Regions from separate parts of the Homo sapiens genome. Here region 1 is linked to region 2. A link is a loop called in an ENCODE intact Hi-C map of the cell type or tissue named here. Cell type or tissue: MCF 10A. All regions are shown on one strand. Each heading gives the region's core, and the rest is flanking DNA. Links, peaks and the distances in the headings are about the cores only.

What was found. Hi-C counts contacts between places; a loop is a spot of excess contacts. Peaks named below come from ENCODE experiments on the same cell type or tissue, not always from the same donor. Only the 100,000 strongest peaks of a DNase experiment are listed, where the experiment ranks them.
Region 1: it touches region 2 in a loop (2.6-fold over the local background); 6 of 110 quality-filtered maps call a loop at or near these places.

Annotation. Positions count from the first base shown.
Region 1 is chr7:3,433,277-3,443,723 of GRCh38, forward strand. All of the region lies in intron 1 of SDK1 (sidekick cell adhesion molecule 1), which reads left to right. LOC124901577 (a long non-coding RNA gene) reads left to right here. Exons shown (of 2, transcript XR_007060196.1): 1 at 1-1,033; 2 at 6,793-10,447. Among named protein-coding and RNA genes, the nearest start is that of SDK1-AS1, 86 kb to the left of the region's middle. In MCF 10A, for the core only: no CTCF peak of the experiment used is centred there; DNase peaks (open chromatin) are centred at 3,645 and 6,215.
Region 2 is chr7:3,303,250-3,313,696 of GRCh38, forward strand. All of the region lies in intron 1 of SDK1 (sidekick cell adhesion molecule 1), which reads left to right. SDK1-AS1 (SDK1 antisense RNA 1) reads right to left here. Exons shown (of 3, transcript XR_001744897.3): 1 at 1-10,447. Among named protein-coding and RNA genes, the nearest start is that of SDK1, 7.2 kb to the left of the region's middle. In MCF 10A, for the core only: a CTCF peak has its summit at 6,051 (motif pointing right); a DNase peak (open chromatin) is centred at 6,122.

The DNA of each region.
Region 1 (10,447 bases), core at 1,400-9,399, 130 kb after region 2:
CTGTAATCTACACATGCTTTCACACTTCAAAAGGTGTGTGTTAGTTGATATTTGGTTTAGTCATTTCGTCTCTTGAGAGGAGGGGTTGAAGTTTTTATTTCCAGTAGTATTTTATTTTATTTTATTGGATGAAGTTGTTTTTATTTCTTTTCTCCAGAAGAGGTAAGGAAGGTTCCTGGATTATTGTATTTGGTTGGTAAACTCTCCTCTTTTTCTCTTTCTGTGTCTGCATCTCCTCCTTTTTCTCTTTCCCTATTTCTTCTTCCTCTTCCTTAGGTTTATATGAAATAGAAACAATTTTCTAGCACAATGACTAAGTGAATTGCTACATTAAAGACTGGCTGGCCAAGAAATGGTTAATCTTTGTATGGCAGGCTTTAGGGACCAACATCAAATACAAACATGTTGGAAATCTTTTTGTCATTCCAGCTCAATTGATTCAGAAAAATTTTAAGAGCAATAGTCAGTGCTTGGAGGAAAAAAGAATACTATTGTAAATTTGAGACGTTCTCATCTTGAACATGGCTCTTGTAAATCACAAGCTTGACAACCTTACAGAGTACATACAAGCCGTGGTTGACTTCAGAAATATGTGTTTTAGACACAGTTTTACATGAAAGTCATGATATTGTAAATATAATGATTTATTAATAAGTTTAACTTTTGTTAGGATACTTTGCGCATAACTACCGCAATGCATTAAGAAGGAAGTGTTAAGAATTTTCATCCCACAGATCTGATGATTTAAAGTAGTGTTCCATTTGTGCAGTCAATAGAAGGAGGTGCAACAATGAAACAGAAACAAGGCAAAATCTATCCATATGGGCTCATCTTATGACCTGTTCTTGCTGGTAATTTTGGCGTATTTTGTGATGATTTTTTTTTCCTCTCTTTTTGAAGGCTCAGTAGCTGTACTACTCACTCTACCAGGCCAAAGAGTCAGCGTGATGGAGAGAAGATTAGGAAATCATGTTTTAAAATTCTTCTAATGCAGATGAATATGTCAACATGATTTTTCTTTCATCAGGAGCCTGTAAGAGAATTTCCACCTTGTTCGCCTTGGTTTTGGTATATGAGGTGGACTTTTTACTTAGGTGTCCTCCCTGTTGTTTTGAGGCTATGTGCCCTACGCCACTGTGGTTTACCCTGAGGAAGTTTGCGTAGCTCGCGTGCCAACCACTTCTCTTGGAGAAGACGGAGTGTCATAACTACAGCTAACATTTATTAAGGATCTTGCATGTTTTTCATTTTAATCCTCACAGCTCCTTAAGTATTATCTCCATTTTGTAGATGGGACATCTCTGGCTCAGGCTCAAAGATGTTAAGTAGCTCACCTAAGGTCATTTTGCCAGCTAAGTAACCAAGCTGGGGTTTCAGCCCAAGCCAACTTTACCGAGTGTGGATGGTTTTAACCAGTTCTCTCGATTTGCCTCCCTGTGAGGTGTGAGTTGTTGCCATCATTAACCCAGGCCTATCTGCTTTTGGGGTTCAGAGTTGGAACCATCTGCAGGGAGTGTAGATAGAATCATGGGGGGGGACAGAGCACACCCTAGTGGAGCCTGCCAAGACTCCTCATTGAGCCCAGAAAACTGAGATACAGGTTAGAATTGGCCATTTCATCGCAGTGTTTATTTCATGTTTTCTCATCTCACAGGTGAGTTTTCTAGAGGAAAGATGATGAAGTAAAATTTTACAACAATTTTTGAATACTTTTCCTAACTGTCAAATCTCCGTCTGGATCCCATTAATAAGATACAAAGTTATATCCCAAAAGTACCAAATTATGTAATTCTTTTTCTGATTAGTTCATTGCAACTTGTTCAGCTTCAAATAAATTAAAGATTTCTTAGTTATTGTGATTCTTAATAATTTTGCAAAAGTCTCTGTATTTTTTTTTTTGAAATCTTTTTCTCATTATTTATGGAAGATAGTGATTGGGAGAAAGCAAAATATTAGGCATTAAAACAGATTATACTGGAGAGATCTATTCCAGTGTGATCACCAAATCCACCTATTTTGATACTTGACTTATGAAGGGGACTGCCTTTTTTTTTTTTTTTTTTTTTTTTTTTGAGACGGAGTCTTGCTTTGTTGCCCAGGCTGGAGTGCAGTGACTTGATCTCAGCTCACTGCAACCTCTGCCTCCCGGGTTCAAGCAATTATCCTGCCTCAGGCTCCTGAGTAGCTGGGACTACAGGCACAGACAGTCACGCCCAGCTAATTATTATGATTATGATTATGATTATTATTATTATTATTTTGTATTTTAGTAGAGACGGGGTTTCACCGTGTTGTCCAGGCTGGTTTCGAACTCCTGAGCTCAGGCAATCCGCCCGCTTCGGCCTCCCAAAGTGCTGGGATTACAGGAGTGAGCCACTGCACTCTGTGGGGGCTTTTAAAGAGGAAGTGAAGGGTAACTCATCTCTATCCTACTTTACATGCCCCACCTAAGTCCAACTCCCACTGCCTGTCTTCTAAGGGACATCTTGTGGCTTGTTCTCTGCTCTGCTCGTATTCAGTCTCTACGTCCCTCATGCTTTCTCATGGATTTACAATGATTACTTACTCTCAAACTTATATTTCCAGCCCTAACCTCTCCAGTGATCATTTGTTAACAAGATTGTGTTAAAGGAAGCAACAAAGGTTCTTCTATTGGATGTAGTTGAAAAAGCAGAACTGTTGCTCTGGCCTAAACATTAACTTTGGAGAGGTTTAAATTCTGTTTAGAAGTTATAAATGAGCTTAATATCATGTGATTTGCATGATAAGTTATTTTAAAGAGTTTAAATCCATGATTGTTCAAAATAGGTTGTTTTATTTTCAATATAATATGGTTCTTAATTGTAACATTAATGAACACTGAAGACATTTTTAAGATTCATTTATGTAAAGTGATTTGATGAAGTAAGCTGACATTTGATGGACTTAGTGGAAGTTTAGACCCAATTTGCATTTCAGTGGTATTTTATGGCTGACTTTAGAAAACTTTTTAGATAGGATTTCTCGGTAAATTAAAGGATTTAGAGGGATGATTACGAAATAATTGATTAAAAAGTGTGCAATATTGGTTTTCATTGAACTTAAGCTTGTATGGGTTCAATTTAAAACCTAATTCAATACATTTTAGATTTTATATTTCCCTGAACCTCTTCTGCTGTATTAATTTTGTCATGCTTGTCATTCTAATCTAATGATGATTTAATGTTTGCAAACCTGAATAAATCTGTATGCAAGGAGTTTTGCTGTGTTTTTAATCAATGAAGATTGAAATTTGGCAACTGAGGTGATAAAAAATGAAAAATTTTAAATAGAAAATGAAAATAATGATTATACTTTAGAAAGTACTCTTATTAATGTTCTTGGCTATGAACCATGTAATATTTTTCTCTTATTTTTATCGTGTAATATTTTGAAGGTGACTGAACCTTAAAAGAAGTAATTGCCACTAAATCGTGAAGAATGTTTAAATTAGAACAGATTCTTTGTCCTCACTGTCTTCCCCTTTCCCTGAAATCTGTAGTCTAGAGTTGTGAATAAGAGCCAGAAGAATGTTAAACTGCCTTTTAAAAACTCGTCTACCCTCCCCAAGAACCTACATAGACAATAGAATGTTCTGTAATGAAAGTGTATCTTTACCTCATTATTTATTTATTTTATTGAGCAAAAAATGTAGAACATAGAATGTCTAACGGATTAGTCACAATAAAAAAAATTTCCTGGGTTATATATGTAAGGGGCAGCGGCTGCTCCTCTATCAGTCCAGGAGAGCCTGGTCTGATTTCACATTGCTTTTCTTTCCACATGATCTCATGACACTAAAAGACGATTAATACATCCTTTAAAAATCAATACGGGACATTTTACTGTAGTCCTTCACCTTTATTGTTCAGTACCCTTCAGGGGTGAAAGGAGATATTCCAATGCAAAAAATATGTCTGAAAACCTGAGTGGTAAGTAATAAAAGTTTTTTTTTCTCTTAAAAAGTCTTATAACATTGTTATTTCCCAGATTTGAGGGGTGGGCCTTGGGGTGGAATTAAAAAATCAGTGTAATCATTTGTAAGGACAAAATGCGAGTTTCTATAAAGAATGTTTTAGCATAATGTCACTAATGTTTTGCAGTGTGTAGAGAGCAAACTTTAAAAAAAGATGTGAAAATTTACAAACCAGTAATCCTCTATTTCATGTGCCAGCAGTCAAAATTACGTGTGATCGGCTGGGTGCAGTGGCTCACACTTGTAATCTCAGAGCTTTGGGAAGCTGAGGTGGGAAGATTGCTTGAGGTCAGGAGTTTGAGATCAGCCTGGGCAACAGCAAGACCCCTTCTCTACAAAAAATAAAGTTAGCTGGATGTGATGGTGCGCGCCTGTAGTCCCACCTATTTCAGGGGGCAGGGCTAGGAGTTTCAGGTTTCAGTGAGCTGTGATCGTGCCACTGCACTCCAGCCTGGGTGACAGAGTCGGATCCTGTCTCTGCCAAAAAATTAATAATACTAAAAAAATTAGATATGATTAAGGATACCAAAAAATTATTCAGATACCTTAGTGGAAGCTTTGGCTGAATAGAAGTTCCATCTTTTGTAGTACTGAAACCAAGTGAAGGGATTACGTAGTTGACATCTCTGAAAGAGAGAACGCAGTGGTAATGAGAATACTCCCCCTACGTTTGTGTATGAGCCTTGGCAGTTTCTTTTACACTCTCTCATTTAATCCTCTAAGACCTGAGACATTGTTGGGGCAAGTGGAATTATTCTGCATTTTATAGATGAAGAAATGGACTTGGAATAATTAAGTTATTTACAGCTAACCCGCACCCCAGATCTCTTGACCTAGCCCCCTGCATCCTGCCTTTGCCCCAGAGTGCTTTTAATGTTCTGCATTGCATGGTCTTTTTGTTCATTTTATTTTATGTATCATAGTTAATACTAAACTGAACGTTTGCTGCTAAGACCTATATTATTTTATATTCCCAATGAATATGACTTCTGCATAAAAACATTTAACTAGGGTAATCATTTTATAGTATGTGCCTGTTGTCTCTGCTATATCTATCACCTTCATGTGAAGACAGAGAAAATAGAATATGCTGTGTATTCGAAATAATTTCTTCTTTACAATGATGTATTCTAGATTCTAACATTTACATATGAGAGAAGCTTCATAAATGTTACGTTTTCTGTGGCCGCTATTTCTGTCTTATCTGTGCTGTCTACACAGTGAGGACAGCTGCAGAGACACTGCCAGTCTCATGAAGTGTCCATTGTGAAGGCCCATGTGTCAGTGCTGCTGATGGCATGCAGGAGTTGGTCAGTAGGATGGTTAAGAACATGGGCTCTGGAGTGGACGGTGTCTGGCTTCAATCTGGGGCTGTCACTTAGTTGGTGTGGGACCTCTCATCTCTATTGCCAACCCAAGTTTTTGATTCTTTCTTTCCTCAGTAAACTCTTAATCTTTCTGTCCTTGGAATCTTCTCCTTTCACTTCAAACAACTCATCTGTCTTTATCCTGAAAAGTTTATACTTTACTAAGTTCCATCATTGGCAGCAACCCTGTTTTCTTCCCCTTTGTATTAATATTTTTTTTTTTTTTTTTTTTGAGATGGAGTTTCACTCTTGTTGCCCAGGCTGGAGTGCAGTGGTGCGATCTTGGCTCACTGCAACCTCTGCCTCCTGGGTTGAAGTGATTCTCCTGCCTCAGCCTCCCGAGTAGTTGGGATTACTGTTGCCTGCTACCACGCCCAGCTCACTTTTGTATTTTTAGTAGAGATGGGGTTTTACCACGTTGGCCAGGCTGGTCTCAAACTCCTGACCTCTCGTGATCAGCCTGCCTCAGCCTCCCAAAGTGCTGGGATTACAGGTGTGAATCACCATGCCCGGCCCCCCTTTCTATTAATTATCCAACATCTCAAATGTGCAGTTCATCACATTTTTGGGGTGGTGGTTAGACACAATATAGTTAACCTATTTAGATAAATAAACTCTTTTATTTCCCCTGAGTGAACATTTCATCTAAAACGTGTGTCGCTTTCTTGCTTAAAAACCAATAAAGCTAATGTTTCTCAAGTCATCATATATGAGTAGCATGCAAGCTCCGGATGCAGCTGTTCCTCTAGAGACTACTGTTGCGCTCCTTACAAGCCTCTAGAGCACTAGTGAAGAGTAATGTTAGATTGTTTCGGGTTTGGTCAACCTTTCCTAAGACTCAGTGGACAGCAATCAGTTAATGTGCCAAGAAGCATAAGCTAAATCCAGATTGCAACATACTACTCATTCTGAATCTGTAAGGGAATGCCTCTGTGAGTCACTGTTGTGGGAATGTCCTGGGATGGCATAGTTAATACTTTCTAATGGGATTTAAAAAGTCAGTACATTTCTCTTTTTGAATTTGTTTCTTAATGATCTGATGCACTTTTGGATAAGATACAGCTTGCTTTATAGAACAGAAAAAACATTGTCATTTATACATGATTTAGCTTTATGATCATGATTTAAAGCCACCAGCTTTGTGGGAGGAAGATAGTGAGAATGGCCATGACAGCTTTAACTACACCCTTGAAGACCTCCTTGCTTACTAGAGGGCACTGTGCTGTCCTCAGATGCCCTGAGGCAGGTCAGATTGGGATAATAATTACATTAACTCCCAAACTACCCTGTGCTGGACTTTTTTTTTAAGTTATAGCTCTATGGAGATATAATTGAAATATAGTAAATGGGAAATATTTAAGATATATAATTTGATATGCTTTGACATATTCACAGTAGTCCCCTCTCACCTGCATATTCATTTTTTTGTAGTTTCAGTCACCTGTGGTCCGAAAACATTAAATGGAAATCCGGAAGTAAATAATTCATCAGTTTTAAATTGTGCACCGTCCTGAGTAGTGTGATGGAATCTCGCACCATCCCTTGTGCCCTGTAAAATGAAGGTGTATTCCAGAGAACAAAGGAAGGATGGAGCTTTTATAGAGCATCTTTCTGCCCAGGTTTGCATTCAGGTATATTTTTTCAAATGAAGGAGTCCACCTTGCTTAGTTCAGGTTGCTCAGTGCAAGTGATTTCTGATTGGTTGGTGCAGGCTATACAGTCTGTTGGTTCAGGTGGCCTGAACAGGAATGGTAAGCTGCGAAGGTTCGGAGTTAAACAGATGTGTAGGTTTTCTGGAAACTTGGGGTACATGTGTGACCATTAGACTCAGTTAGCCCCTCAGGATTCATCTTGAGGGATTTGCTCTTTGAGGTTCACAGTGATCAGATCAACTGTTGCAGTATCTCAGTGCTTGTGTTCAAGTAACCCTTATTTTAATTAATAATGACCACAAAGTATAGGAGTAGTGTTGTTGGCAATTAGGATGTGCCAGAGAGAAGATAGAAAGTGCTTCCTTTAAATGAAAAGGTGAACGTTCTTGACTTAAGAAGGAAAGAGAAAAATATGCTGAGGTTGCTAAGATTAAGAACAAATCTATCCATGAAATTGTGAAACAGGACAAGTAAATTTATGCTGGTCTTGCTGTTGCACCTCAAACTGCAAAAGTTATGGCCACAATGTGTATTAAGTGCTTAGTTAAGGTGGAAAGGTAAATTTGTGAGTGGAAGATACGAACCAAAAAGATGTTCCAATTGACAGCAATGTGTTGTGCCAGAATCATTCAGCCTATATGACGACTTGAGCAAGGGATCCCTTGAAATGAGTTACACCAAGTGAGGGATAGTTACACAGATTCAAGAATACAGATAATCAGTAGTAGCCTAATGCTGCGTCACAATGCATACGTCTTTCACCCTACTTCATCTCATTACATAGGCATTGTACCATGTCACATCATTACAAGAAGAAAGGTGAGTATAGTACAGTGAAATATTTTGAGACAGCCCATGTTCACATAACTATTATTACAGTATGTTATAATTCTATTTTATTACTAGTTATTGTTAATATTTTATTTTATGATTTATAAATTAAACTGTATCATAGGTAAATATGAATAGGAAAAAACAGTATATATAGGGTTCAGTACTATCTGGTTTCAGGCATTGACTGGGGCCTTTGAATGTATCTCTTGCAGATAAGGAGGACTCTTGTACATCATGACATGTGTGGATCCAAAATCTCAAAAAAACAAAAAACAAACAAAAAAAAACCAAAATCTCTTTTTGTGTGTGTACATGAATTGTTCCAGCACCATTTGTTGAAAAGGCTTCCCTTCCTTCACTGAATTGCCTATTCACTTTCTTGGAAATCACTTGTCCATGTATGTGTGGATCTATTTTTGGACTCTGTTTTGTTCCGTTGATACATTTGTGTCTCTTTGCAACCACTCTATTTTGATTGCTGTCACTTCATCATAATTCCTGAAGTCAGGTATCATTAGCCTCCCAACTTTGTTTTCCTTTTTAGAAACAGCTTGTTAGTTTCTACCAAAAGATATCCTGAGATTTTGACTGGGATTGCATTGGATCTTGTAAATCAATTTGGGTAGAATAGACATCTTAACAACATCGAGTCATTTCTGAGTCTCTCACATGTAAAACCATTATCTGCGTTTAAAATGTAAACCACTCAGTGTCACCGATCATAAACCAAAAGTGATACTTAGGGTACCTTGAAATTACATTAAGCAGAACACTGGGAATTGGTCTTTTTGCTTGATTTGCCTGAGTGATTCTCCACAAAATCCCCACTTAATATGATAGGTATGAATACGGGATGCCTTATCCAGAGCAGCTCTCCACAAGCATCCTCACGCCACAGATGCCAGTTGACCGTTACGTGTACTCACCTAGCCTGCTGGTACCTGCCAGATGGTGGGCATTTTGGGTGAGATTATGATAGATTTAAGCCAGAGGTTCAGGAATATCCACATTCTCCAAAAAAGAAGATTAAGCCATTATTATTGGGAGCAGCCTAATTCTAGTTATGAAGGAAAGAGATCAGGGTGCCATATGTACTTAGATAGCCATGTCTTTTATAGCACATAGCCTTTCATGTTAAAGCTCCGCATTTTTCTAAAGGAGTATTGATTATAGTAAGGAAGCCAAGGTTCAACTCGTGTATGTGTCAGGTAGCTGGATCATTCATTACCACCATAGGTGACACCCATGTTGATCAGTTACATAAAGACCACAAATGGAATGGTAACTGGGTCATTGCAAATTAACCCTTTCTGAAAGACAGTTCAGGACATATTTATCCTTGAGAGTGAGCCTACACTATCCTCCTAAGACCTCTCTTTTAAGTGGAGAATATACATTTTGGAAACAAGGTTGTATTGTGGTTGAGGGCATGAAGTCAACCTGCCTGAGTTCAAATCACCACTCTGCCCTTTTCTAACTTTTCAAATTTAGGGATTCACTTAGTTTCTCTAAGCCTATTTTCTTTGAGAATATGGAAAATTATTATAGTAACATGGGGAAATTAAAAGTGAGTAATTGTACAAGTTTAGTGCACTTGATATGTTTTGTTTTTAGCATATTTTCTCCATTTTTCCTTTTTCCTTTTGTGTGTTCTTGTTGCCAGTGACTACCTGTGAAATGTAAACTGTTGAGTGAACTGCTTTTGCTTTACTTTCTGTGAATTACTTGTTCTACTCACTGTGTTCTGTCTCTTCCATTCCCTCCGAACACTTTTGATCTTTTCGTTTTGCCCCAGTCTTCTTTCATTTAAAAACTAATTTCTCCCAAGAAGCCTGCTCTATAAAGGATGTGTAGATTAGATGAGGTGTGGGAAGCATGTTTACTTATAAAGCAACACAATACCCTATCCATATCCAGCCTGTAAAAATAAAAATCTAAGTGCTTTTTTTTTTTTTCCCTCCCAAGTAAAGAGAAAAGTTTCAGGGTTATATCCTTAACATGTAATTAAGAGAGTTCAAGATATTTTATGTTCTATATAGCAATGCAGAGAATATTTAATAAGCATTAACAAAAAAACTTAACCTTGTGGTAGATAGCATTGTACTAATTAACAGTTTATTTTATTTAGCTACAAGAACTATGTCAGCATGAGAGCTAACACTACTTATGTTTGACAATTTTAGAATAGGAATAAGGTAAAAATACTCAACAGAGATAATGGTAGCTTGCAAACCGTTTATGTCAAATATATTAAAATTTGGAATAGTTGAAGACTAGAATCCAAATTCAAGAGTAATTAACCAAAATAGTTGACAGATGTCAGCCATGCTAATAAAATTTGTATACCCTGAATATTTTCCAGCTTGTAATTAACTGCACAGATGATGTGATCTGATTTTGTCACTAACTGCTTATTAATGAAGGAGATGATGACTAGTTACAAAATCCATAGTGCTAGCTGAATTCCAAGTTTAAATGTTTCTCATACAGCCGGCATTAATTGGAGCCACACTAGCCTCCATGCTGGTTTGATTTGTGCTTACTTTCTTCATTTGTAATTGCGAAGGGGAAACTGAATTTGTTAAATTCAGCTCTGAGTG
Region 2 (10,447 bases), core at 1,056-9,055:
TAGATTGTTAGAGCAACCAGGTTCAAGTGAAGAAATCTAAATCACTTAGGATGACCTTTAAAATAATGTGTTTATTAAGTTTTCTTTTTTTAAACAGTGACTTGCATTTTGCACTAAGACCTGTACGTTCATACATTTGAAGATTGGTGCACAGACTGAAATGGTGGGGAAAAAATCTGCCAGTGGCTTTGTTTTGAAGTATATTACATAGATTTCAAGTTTTTATCAGTTGCACTTTGAAGGTTGTGTAAAGCATTGCATTTTAACAACTGAAATGTTAATGAAAATACATTTTAAAAATATATTAAGGCAACAACCGAACTTTGTTAGGAATATTTTATTCCTTTTTGGCAGTAAAAACATTGGTACCTGTTTTACATTTATATGGCTTATGAAAGTGTACAGATCTTTTAGTGTAAAATTTCAGATAGGTTGTCACAAATTTTAAGTTCATTGACGGGTTTCTGTTCTCTTTGCTCTGTGAAATGTGTAATATATCCATCTTTTTTTATATCGTATTGAAAATTCATATTACAGAGGAGATGTCACCATTTGACAAAAGCTCATGTATCTTGAAAATGAAAATTCTGGTGCTGTTATAAGAGATTTCTGATGGGATGATGAGTTGGTCATATGTGCAGGAGTGCATTCTCTTGAATCTTATCAGATGTAACATTCTAAATGGAATAGTTACCACTACGTTGGAGCGCCTCCTAAGTACCATATTATTACATTGTAGCTAGGTGAAGCTATGACTAATTTCTCTGCACCTCATGTAAGTAGGCTAGGTCGTGTATTTTGAGAAAAAACGTGCGACATTGATCAGTAAAAGTTACATTTTTATAACCTAGGTTACAGACCCTCTATGTAACTGATCATGATGGGAACCGCCAGGTTCAGGTCTTCCAAATGTAACTTTAATATGCCCTGGAGTTTCTTCTTTCTATGCGGTGATGAGAATTTCTGAGTTGTATGCTCTGCTTATTGCTGTGTGTTTAATTGCTTGTGACTTTCCCGGATTCCTAAAAAGCCAAGTCTTTAATTCTGGAAGGCAGGTGGCAACACATGCTTTCTTTATGCCATCCACCAAGGAGCCAGCTGTGAGTGGTTTGGAAGGATGACTTCTGAGGCTAAAGATGTATAAGCAGTCTTATGTGTGAAGTCCGTGGTGCCTTTAGCTTTACTGCTGGACTCTTTACAGGCTTACTGATTCTGGCAGTGTTCAGTAGACCTCCTAGATTCAGCTTGCATTCCTCAGGCCTAGAAAGGATAGGAATGTTCTTGTCCATGGGGCTGTTTGTTCATAGTCCTCAGTTTCTCATTTGAAATTGTCTCCACTTGGACCTATGGTTCTCCAGCTTTGGTATGTGTTAGAATCACCTGGGGAATTTGATGAAGCTGTAGAGTACCTACTCTTCCTCTTCCATGAGCCACATTTGCTTTCCATGTGATTATAATACACATTGGAATTCGAGAACTACTCACTTATTACCTTGTGTTTCCCCCTATTCCAGACACCTGCTGACTTCCTGGAAACTCTCTAGCCCAGTGTTTCTCAAACTTGGTTGCACATTGGAATCACCTGGAGCTTTAAACTTCTGATGCCTGGATGTCACTCCTAGAATTGGTTTTAATAAACTTGAGGTTTGATCTGGGCATCAGGATGCTGAGACACCCCCTCCTCCCTCCAGGTGATTCTCATGTTTAGCCAAGTTTGAGAACCACTGCTCTAATGGTTTTACGTGAGGCCACATGGCTTGATTTCCCTTTCATGCCTTCCTGGGCTTATTGTCCTCCCCCAACAATTGCAGTGACTTTTATGGACCTTGGGCCTGTGTTCACTTACACCTGTTCCAGGTTCATGATTTGAAACTCAACAGAGTACACTAGCTTTTCACTTATGTATCGTTTATTCCTACTGAAACTGTTGAGCCCCTGCTTTGTGCTGCCTGAGGTGTACATCGGAATCACTGGTGAAAATTTAAAATACAGTTATCTGGACTCCACCTCAGACCAGTTGGTTCTCAGAAGCATGCATTTAAAAACTCCTCAAGTGATTCTTGTATGTTTGTGTTACTTTTTTTATTTTTTATTTTTAATCCTCGTGTTGGTTAATCCCATAATGTCACTCAATTTCTCTGTCATCCTTAGCCTGATTTTTCTGTGGTCTGGGTCACTTTTCTCAGGCCAATTCCCAGCCTTGGACAGGGTGTACTAATTAGGCATTTCTGCCACTTGTTTGCTAGAGTGTTGAGTTCACTACAAATCTAGCTTCCTTTTGGGCCCATGTTGCTTTCCATTAATCCAGAAGTACTTTGCTTCCCCTCCTCCTAACCTACTCCCTTTACAACTTTGTAATTTGAGTTTCAACTGGAACTTGAGTTCTAGACTCCCTTACTTGAATATCATCTTAATAAAGAGTCTTGCTTAGTGAGTGCTCAGATAGTTAATTAAATTTTATTAGGCCACTGGGTATTTAACAGACAACTGGTCTCTTGGTTGGTTACTGTCTTCCAAATCCAACAATAAGCAGTTATTACCCTCTATGCAGTCTGCATAGCCACCTGTAGCTGTCCTTTATTGAACCTTTACGTGCCAAGCACTAAGTGCTCATTTATTCTTCACAGCAGCTCCTGAGAGGTAGACAGCATTTTTGTTCTCATCTTACCTATGGGAAAACTGAGGCATTCAGATGTTAACTAACTTTCCTGAGGTCCCAGGACCAGGAGTGGTGATGCCAGAATGAAAAGTCTGATCCAGAGTCTGAACATAACTTGAGTTCATAACCCCTGGGCTGGAGCGTTTCCCATGTAGCCTCTGCCTTTATAAGGAGAGGGAAAAATGGGCAGCAATCAGATCTGTACCAAAGGGAAAGACGGTGGTTGATATTTTCTAAAAACAGTATTGAGTAATCTGACCTCAAGTTTTAGATAAACCTTATTTACGATTATGATTGCAAAATAAAAATTACATAATTTGGAAAATAGAGATGAGGGATGTATGTAACCCCTTCCATCTACACATTCGTCTCCTCTAAGAAAATGACTATCACCATTTTGATGTATTCCCCTACCCCAATTTTTCTTTCATAACATAACATGAATTCCAGCTTCATGATGGTCTGTTGGCAGAGATTAGACCACCCCAGAATGGACTACTGGGAGTGCACCAACTATTTATTTGAGGAACATTTGGAAAATTCTTTTATCTGCACTGAAGTGTATGAATTTGAGTCCTTTAACTAAAGGAGGTGGAGTTTGTAAGGTACTGATCTTTTATTAGTTTGCCTTAGCACACATTTTATGTAAACAGTTAAGTTTAGGCTATACTGGGGTTTATACCTAACCAGAAGTTTCCTGGGCCCTCAAATACTGAGATAAAACAACGTGGAAGGCTGCAAGTTAAGTGGGTAATTAAGTGATATCAGGTAAGACTGTGTAGTTTAATTCTCCCTACCAGTTGCCTTTATGTTATTTCCATCCTCAGAGCCCCTGTATTGCTTGTATTGGAATACATAGGATTTGGCGTCTAAGGTGGCAGAGGTGTGTGGCATGTAGTGTCTTTCTGCCTGCCTGCCTTACGGTGTCCCAGAGATCAGAGACTGGTAATGTCAGCTGACTGAAACTAGAGAATGGAATGGACACAAAGTGAGGATTCTGATTAGGTCACGGCTTAAATTTCTCTAAGAAGTAAAGAAAGTGGTAGTTATGAGAGTAGACCTCCAGGTCCAAATGCGTTGAAAGTTGAATTAAGCTCAAGGTGGGGAATGAAAATCACATTGAAAGGTGTAGTATAAAGAAAAATTAAGGTTTATTTACAAAAGAAAGCTATTGATGTTTTGTTATTTGATTAAATACTCCTGGTACCCAATTATACATTTAACCCAAAGTAACCGAGCATTTTAATTTGCATAGTTTCTAAAATTTTATTTGACTTCATTTCTGTAAGGCATTATCTTAAATTTCCCCCTAAGTATGTACACCTCTTTTTTTTAAAAAAAGGGCATAAACGTTCGTAGCCATAATCCTGAGGGAGGACATATTTTGTCAGTTGGGACAGCAAATATGGCACCTCCTGCCATCCTATGGTAGCAAGTAGAAAGAAGCTATAGGTTCTTCAGTGAATCCCTGAAATGCAAAAGTCTGTCACAGTTAGATACCTACCTGCCAGTTATTGATCCTATACCTGAGATCTGTTCTGGAGAGGTTACTACTCTTAGAGCTTCATTATGTGAACAGTGTTGCCACTAAATCCAAATACAAAAATCATGATTATTATGGGAGCATTGCTGTAGGGAACCCTTGTTTATGTATGTGCAATTCTAGTGTTTAGGTGGTTGGCTTCCTGACAGAAAGCTCCAAAGCCAGAAACTCATTCCATCAGCCTGATACCAATCTCCTGTGGGTATTGTGGGAATGAAAGCAGTTTTTATAAAGCTTTCCTAGAAACATGGATATAGTAAATGGAAAAGACATTGGGCTAAGTATCAGTAGGCCTCGTTTATACTTCATTCTGTAACTACTGTGCAATATGAGGAAGTCTATTAGTCTCTCTGAGTCTGTTTTCTCACCTATAAAAGGAGGGATTAGACTAGATGTTCAGAATTGTTCTACTCTGATTCTCTGATCTTCTATATGTTGTCTTCCTTTCTGCCCTTCACTAGAGTCTGCATGTGTCTCCTGTCTGGGGATTCTGTAACTCCATATGTCTTAGCTTAGAACCTAATTTTCTTCATTTTACTTTTCTCAGAGTATTTACAATGTTGAAGACAACTAAGATGCAATGTAGTATTTCTCCTTAGGTGCTGCCGTCTAACACATGATATATTTACTCTAGCCTAAAAATGGTTCATGTTCAAAATTTTAGGTTCTGTAAAACAAATTGGTGCCATAATTTATCAGTATAAGCCTGAAATTTGGAGAAATAAATTTTCTTAAAATGTGAGATGCTTATTTATATACATGGCTGGAAGAAGGGGCAAGGCTAACAAATCTGGAGGTAATTAATGCAGTGAGAAACTTAAAAAGATATGAGAAAATGGCGATGGATGAGAATGTTTATATTTACTGTACAGTGACCATCAGTAATGAAAGAGATTAGTAGATGTCTGTTTTTGTGCTTAACATAATGTTATGTTGGTTTAATTGTCTTCATTAGGGGCTTTTAGTAAAACAAAGGGTCTTTAAAATTAACACAGTAATTTTTCACTTTAACAGGCTTAACTGGCACTTTATTGATATACAGACAATGTCTAGTGAAGATAACAGCTATCAATTAAATAGTCCAATTTCTTGAAAACAGATAGTCAGGTAAATCTATTTCTGATTTTTGGAGATTAGGTAGATGAACATGGGTAAGACTATAGTTTCTGCAGTGTTTTTGGCTTTGGTTCATTTTCAAAAAAATTTTTTTTAAATGGATAAGGCTAGGCTTTAGAGTTGTGGGTTCAAAGAATGGGCTAGACCCTGGGGTCCATATTATTACGTAGAATTAGTCTTTGTGCAGTGTTTGGTTGCCTTTTCTCCTTTCTATAACTCTCCATGGTATTCTAGACCTAATTCTTTACCTTGAGGGGGTTGGAAGCTCTCAAGTGTGTAAGCTTAATTTTACAACGATGAATAGTCTTTCCAATGAGAAAAAAATAGAGGGAGATAACCACGTAATGACTATGGTGATTTGGGGAGGAATATGGAAACTTGGGGAGCTCTGGTAGTTGCCTTTATTAAGAATAGTTGGTAGCAGGAATTTTAGCAACCCAAGCAGGCTAATTAGAATATATTTCAGTTTTAGAGTAAGGAGGGATTTTGTATCATAAAGGTATAACCTATCATACTTAACTAAGGGTGCTGATTTCCACAGGTGGTAGTATTTGTGAGTCCCTCTCTCTGGTGTGATCCTTAATTTATTTTGTGTGTTTGTGAGCCTGTTTTCAAAGTGAAGGTCAGTTTTGTCTTCTCTCTAGGTGTTAGGCGCGATGCAAAAAGAATGAAAGAGATTTTGATAGGGTATGACCAAGCCCTTCTATACAATGGATGTCAGTGTTGATTTTTATACACAAACCACCAGATGGCAACAGAAAAAGTGTTCATATAGGATATAATCTGTGGTTTCCACAGCCAAGTTTTTTTTTTTTTTCCTTCCATGATTCACCACTTTTTAGTATGCTTAGGTAACATGTACAATTTCTGGCTAAGAGCAAGGCGAGTTTATAATACCCAGCTATGTGAAATCAAAACCAGGTAATAGAATAGTGGCAGAGTGTCACTAGAAAAAGATTTTTTTTTTTTTTTTTTACATGAGTGTATAAACTGTTCCCAAAGGGAGCAAGTTTCCAGGGATGCAACTTTGATTTATATTATTGTATAGTCATGCTTTTACTTCTGATTTTTTTTATTCAGCATTTATTCAGCTCTTACAGTAAGCTGTAATGATTTGCAGAACATAAAAGAAAACATGGCTGTTACCCTAAAGCATTTTATGTAACACCTTTAAAAGGAAGAGATACATGAGTTCACAAACATTAAGCATATTTATGTATTTGCCGGCCAAAGGTATTTTTACTCTATGTAGAATTTGTTTTATTTTTGCCTTGTAGGCATATTCCCTTTTTCTAAGCGTGCTGTCTTGGCTCTTCTAAAATGGTTGTCTTAGCTAAAACTCCTGGTTGCAAGCTAGAAACTCAGTCTGAACTACTTAAGAAAAAAAGGATTTTATTGTAGGAGTCCTGGGGTATCACAGTATAATTAGGAGAATTTCTTTACATTTGGCAAGTTTAGTATTCACTTCCACCTAGGGAATAACTAGAGCCACATGCTCAAAAGCTCCCGGGTACTGTCCTTTTGGCCATCATCTCTCAGTTTGCTTCTGTGTCTGTGCTGGCATCATTCTGGATTCACTGGAAATTGCTTTCTTTTTGTGGCTGAAACCCAGCTGTCACCACTCTTTGCATTCCTATTGCTTCAGACCCTCAAAGATAGACTTAAAGCTTTGGTGCTGAGTCCAAAATCTGTGAAATGATCAGATTTGTATTTTAAAGTCATCTTGAGTGGGGGGAATAAACCATTATTTTTGTTGCAAAATTGAGAATGGGTTGGAAGAAACCAGAATGAATGACTGTAGATGTGTTGGACTGTAACAACAATTGAGGTGAGAGAAAGTAGCAGCTTGGGCTAGGTGGTGGTGCTGGAGATGGAGAGAGGTAGATGCACTAGAGAGGGATTTAAGAGGCAAAAAATACATGGGATTTGGTCATGGGTTGGGTATGGAAGGTGAATGAGAAAACATCAAAGGTGACGTCCAGGTTTCTGGCTTGCATGACTAGTTGGCTAGTATAACCATTCACTGAGGTTGGACCACCTCTGGGCAGCATGATCATTAGTTTGGTTTTGAATTTATTAATGTGAGGGACCTTTGAGGCATCTAGACAGAGCTGTTAAGTTGTGTGGATAGATGAATTTTGCAACCAGAGGAGGGTCTGGGCTTTTGGTATAAATATTTGTGGAGACAGTATAGCATACTGTTTAAGAGGATAGGCTTGGCATAAAATAAAACAAAGTTAACCACTTGCTAGCTTTGCATCCTTGGGTTGGCTACTTAATCTTCATTAATCTTGACTTTTCTTATCCCTGAAGAATTGTGTAATGATTCTGCCTGCTTCCTGTAGTTGTTGTGAGGGCTGATTGATATGATTGTAGGTAAGGTGTTTTTATCGCATTACCAAGTACATAGCATGCATCCAGTAAGTGTTAGGTGGTGTTATTTATTCTTTTGTGTAGAGGAATCCTGCCTTATTTATCTTTTCTTTTCCTGTAATATTAGGGAGTGATGAGTCACGGTAGTAGAGTGGGGAGTATGGACAGTTGACATAACTGGAGAGGTATTATACTAATATTAGCCTGGCTGGGATACAACCTGGATAAATTGCAGGGCGATGGGCCTGGGGGGAGAGTAGAGTGATGGAGATGAGTTAGGGAATGGTTATGATAATATAGAAATAATATTTGAACTGCAGTAGTATTGGGATGGAAAAAATGGAATGGTCAGTCTTGCTTAGAGAGGTAAATAGATGAGAACAAAAGGCCATTGGATTTGTTGATTACATGGGTAATGGTGATCTTTTTGAGCTCAATCTCACTGGAGTTCTAGGAGTATAAAGTAGATTGAAGTTCATTATGGAATGAATGGGTAGGGAGAAAAGAGTCAACCGGTATGTTCTTGTTCTATTGAAATTCTCAAGGAAAGAGAACTATGGAGGCATTTGAAATGCATAGTGACAAAAATGATCTTAAAATACCTTGGGAATATTTTTTCCAAATTTGAAATCTATTATTGAGGCTGGGAAAAAAAATTGTCATTTGGCAGAATGGTAAGTAATTATCACAATTCTCTGAAGTGATCATTTCTGTTTCATATGTTGCGACTCGTGGAGGCTTCTAGCAACATTGTCACCAAAGCTGAATGTGGAGGACTCCCTTCACCACCCTGCTATAAACACACAGAAACTGTGGACAAAATATAACAAGAACAAACAAGCGTTTCTGAAGTTTAAAATACCAGGGAATCCCTAGGTGCCAGCTATGAACAGAAAATTCAGAGCTAGGGCGTTAATCAGGAGCTCAAGGCCTGTGGTGGTTTCTGATCTGAATACACGCCCCAATGGCTTAGTCCTGAGGGTCTCATGGAGGAGTAGGAGGCATGGCCTTGGGTCTGCATAGACTTGGAAGGTGGAGTAAAGGTTCTCTAGCATCAAACCTTGAAGGGCTTTTCCATCTGTGAAAAGAGAACTAGAAAAACTTTGCCTACTGGTTTGGGAAAGTGTAGGAAACTTGCTGTCCTCCTGGGGTTGTGATCATTAGGAATAAAAAAGGGACATCTAAACTCCAAGATTGCACCTCATAATTGGGGTGGATTCAAATTTAACATTTCTTATAGTGCAACTAACCTTCAAGCTGAGACAAATTAGCATAAAATCTGGTCTAGAACTATGGAAATGAATAGAGCCCTCAGGTCTGAAACTGACCTGCAGAGCAAATTAAAAATCTAAGACTCTTGCAGAAGAAACAAGTCATGCTATAGATGAGCTTGCAATACAAAAATTGCCCAGCTACACAAGGAAATGAATCACCGTGAAGGAGAGTTAGCAGATGAATAGTATTCCAGGAGATTGAGATGATAGGATATATGAAAGAGATTAATTGCTTAAAATTATGAGAGATGAAAGGGGTAAGATCATAATGAAAGAGCACAGATTAGAAAAATAACATGGAGTTGGAAAAGAACCCAGTAGGACTTCTAGAAATGAAAATAATGGTCATTAAGTGTTTTTTTTTAAAAAAAATAACCTCAATGGACAGGTTAAAGAGCCAGGTAGATATAATTGAAGATAAAAACTGTATTGAAAAATCAATAGATTTTTAAAGGAGATCTGAGGAAATTTCTTCGAATACAGTAATAAGGGATAAAGAAATGGAAAATGAGTGGTTACAATTCATGAACTTTAGAATGAGGAAGTCTCATATTACCTTCTGTGAGCTTCCAGAAAGAGGAAATAGAGTAGGAGAGACACTATTAGAAGATAGAATGGCTGAGAAGTTTTCATAATCAATACAAGTTCTGCCTGAGCTCTTAGTTTCAAGAACCGTAGTAAACCCCACACAGGATAAATAAAAATAAATTCATACCTAGACATATTGTAGATGAAGCCTTAGAAAATAAGAGGAAAGCAGTCTGAGGAAAGTTGATGTCTAGACTGGCAGGCATTTTGTTCATAGCAGAAGATGATTGAATAATAACATCAAAGGCTGGAAGTGGAAATCCACTACCAACCTAGAATTCCATGTCCATATAAAGTATTATGATACTCAAGAGTAAATGAAATGGCTGGGTGTGGTGGCTCATGCCTGTAATCCCAGCACTTTGGGAGGCCAAGGTGGGCAGATCACGAGGTCAAGAGATCGAGACCATCCTGACCAACATGGTGAAATGCCATCTTTACTAAAAATACAAAAATTAGCTGGGCACAGTGGCATGCACCTGCAGTCCCAGCTACTTGGGAGGCTGAAGCAGGACAATTGCTTGAACCCTGGAGGCGGAGATTGGAGTGAGCTGAGGTTGCGCCATTGTATTCCAGCCTGGCGACGGAGCGAGACTCCATCTCAAAAGTAAGTGAAATAAAGGTTGTAGATAAAAAACAAAGTTGATGATTAGTAGTTGGAACTACTAAAAAATGCACTTCAAAAAGAAAGAAATTGAACCCAGGAGTGAGGTACAGATTGTAAAGTGCTAAATGATAGGAAGCATTGTTGCAATGTGCCCCTTAAATTTATATGTAATTGCTTTGCAGTTTGAGAAAAGTGTCAGCAGTTTCCACTACAAGTACTCATACTGCAGATTAACGGATTAGCGAGAGTGTAAGCAGTAGGGACGGGTTTGGGAGATGTTGGTCAAA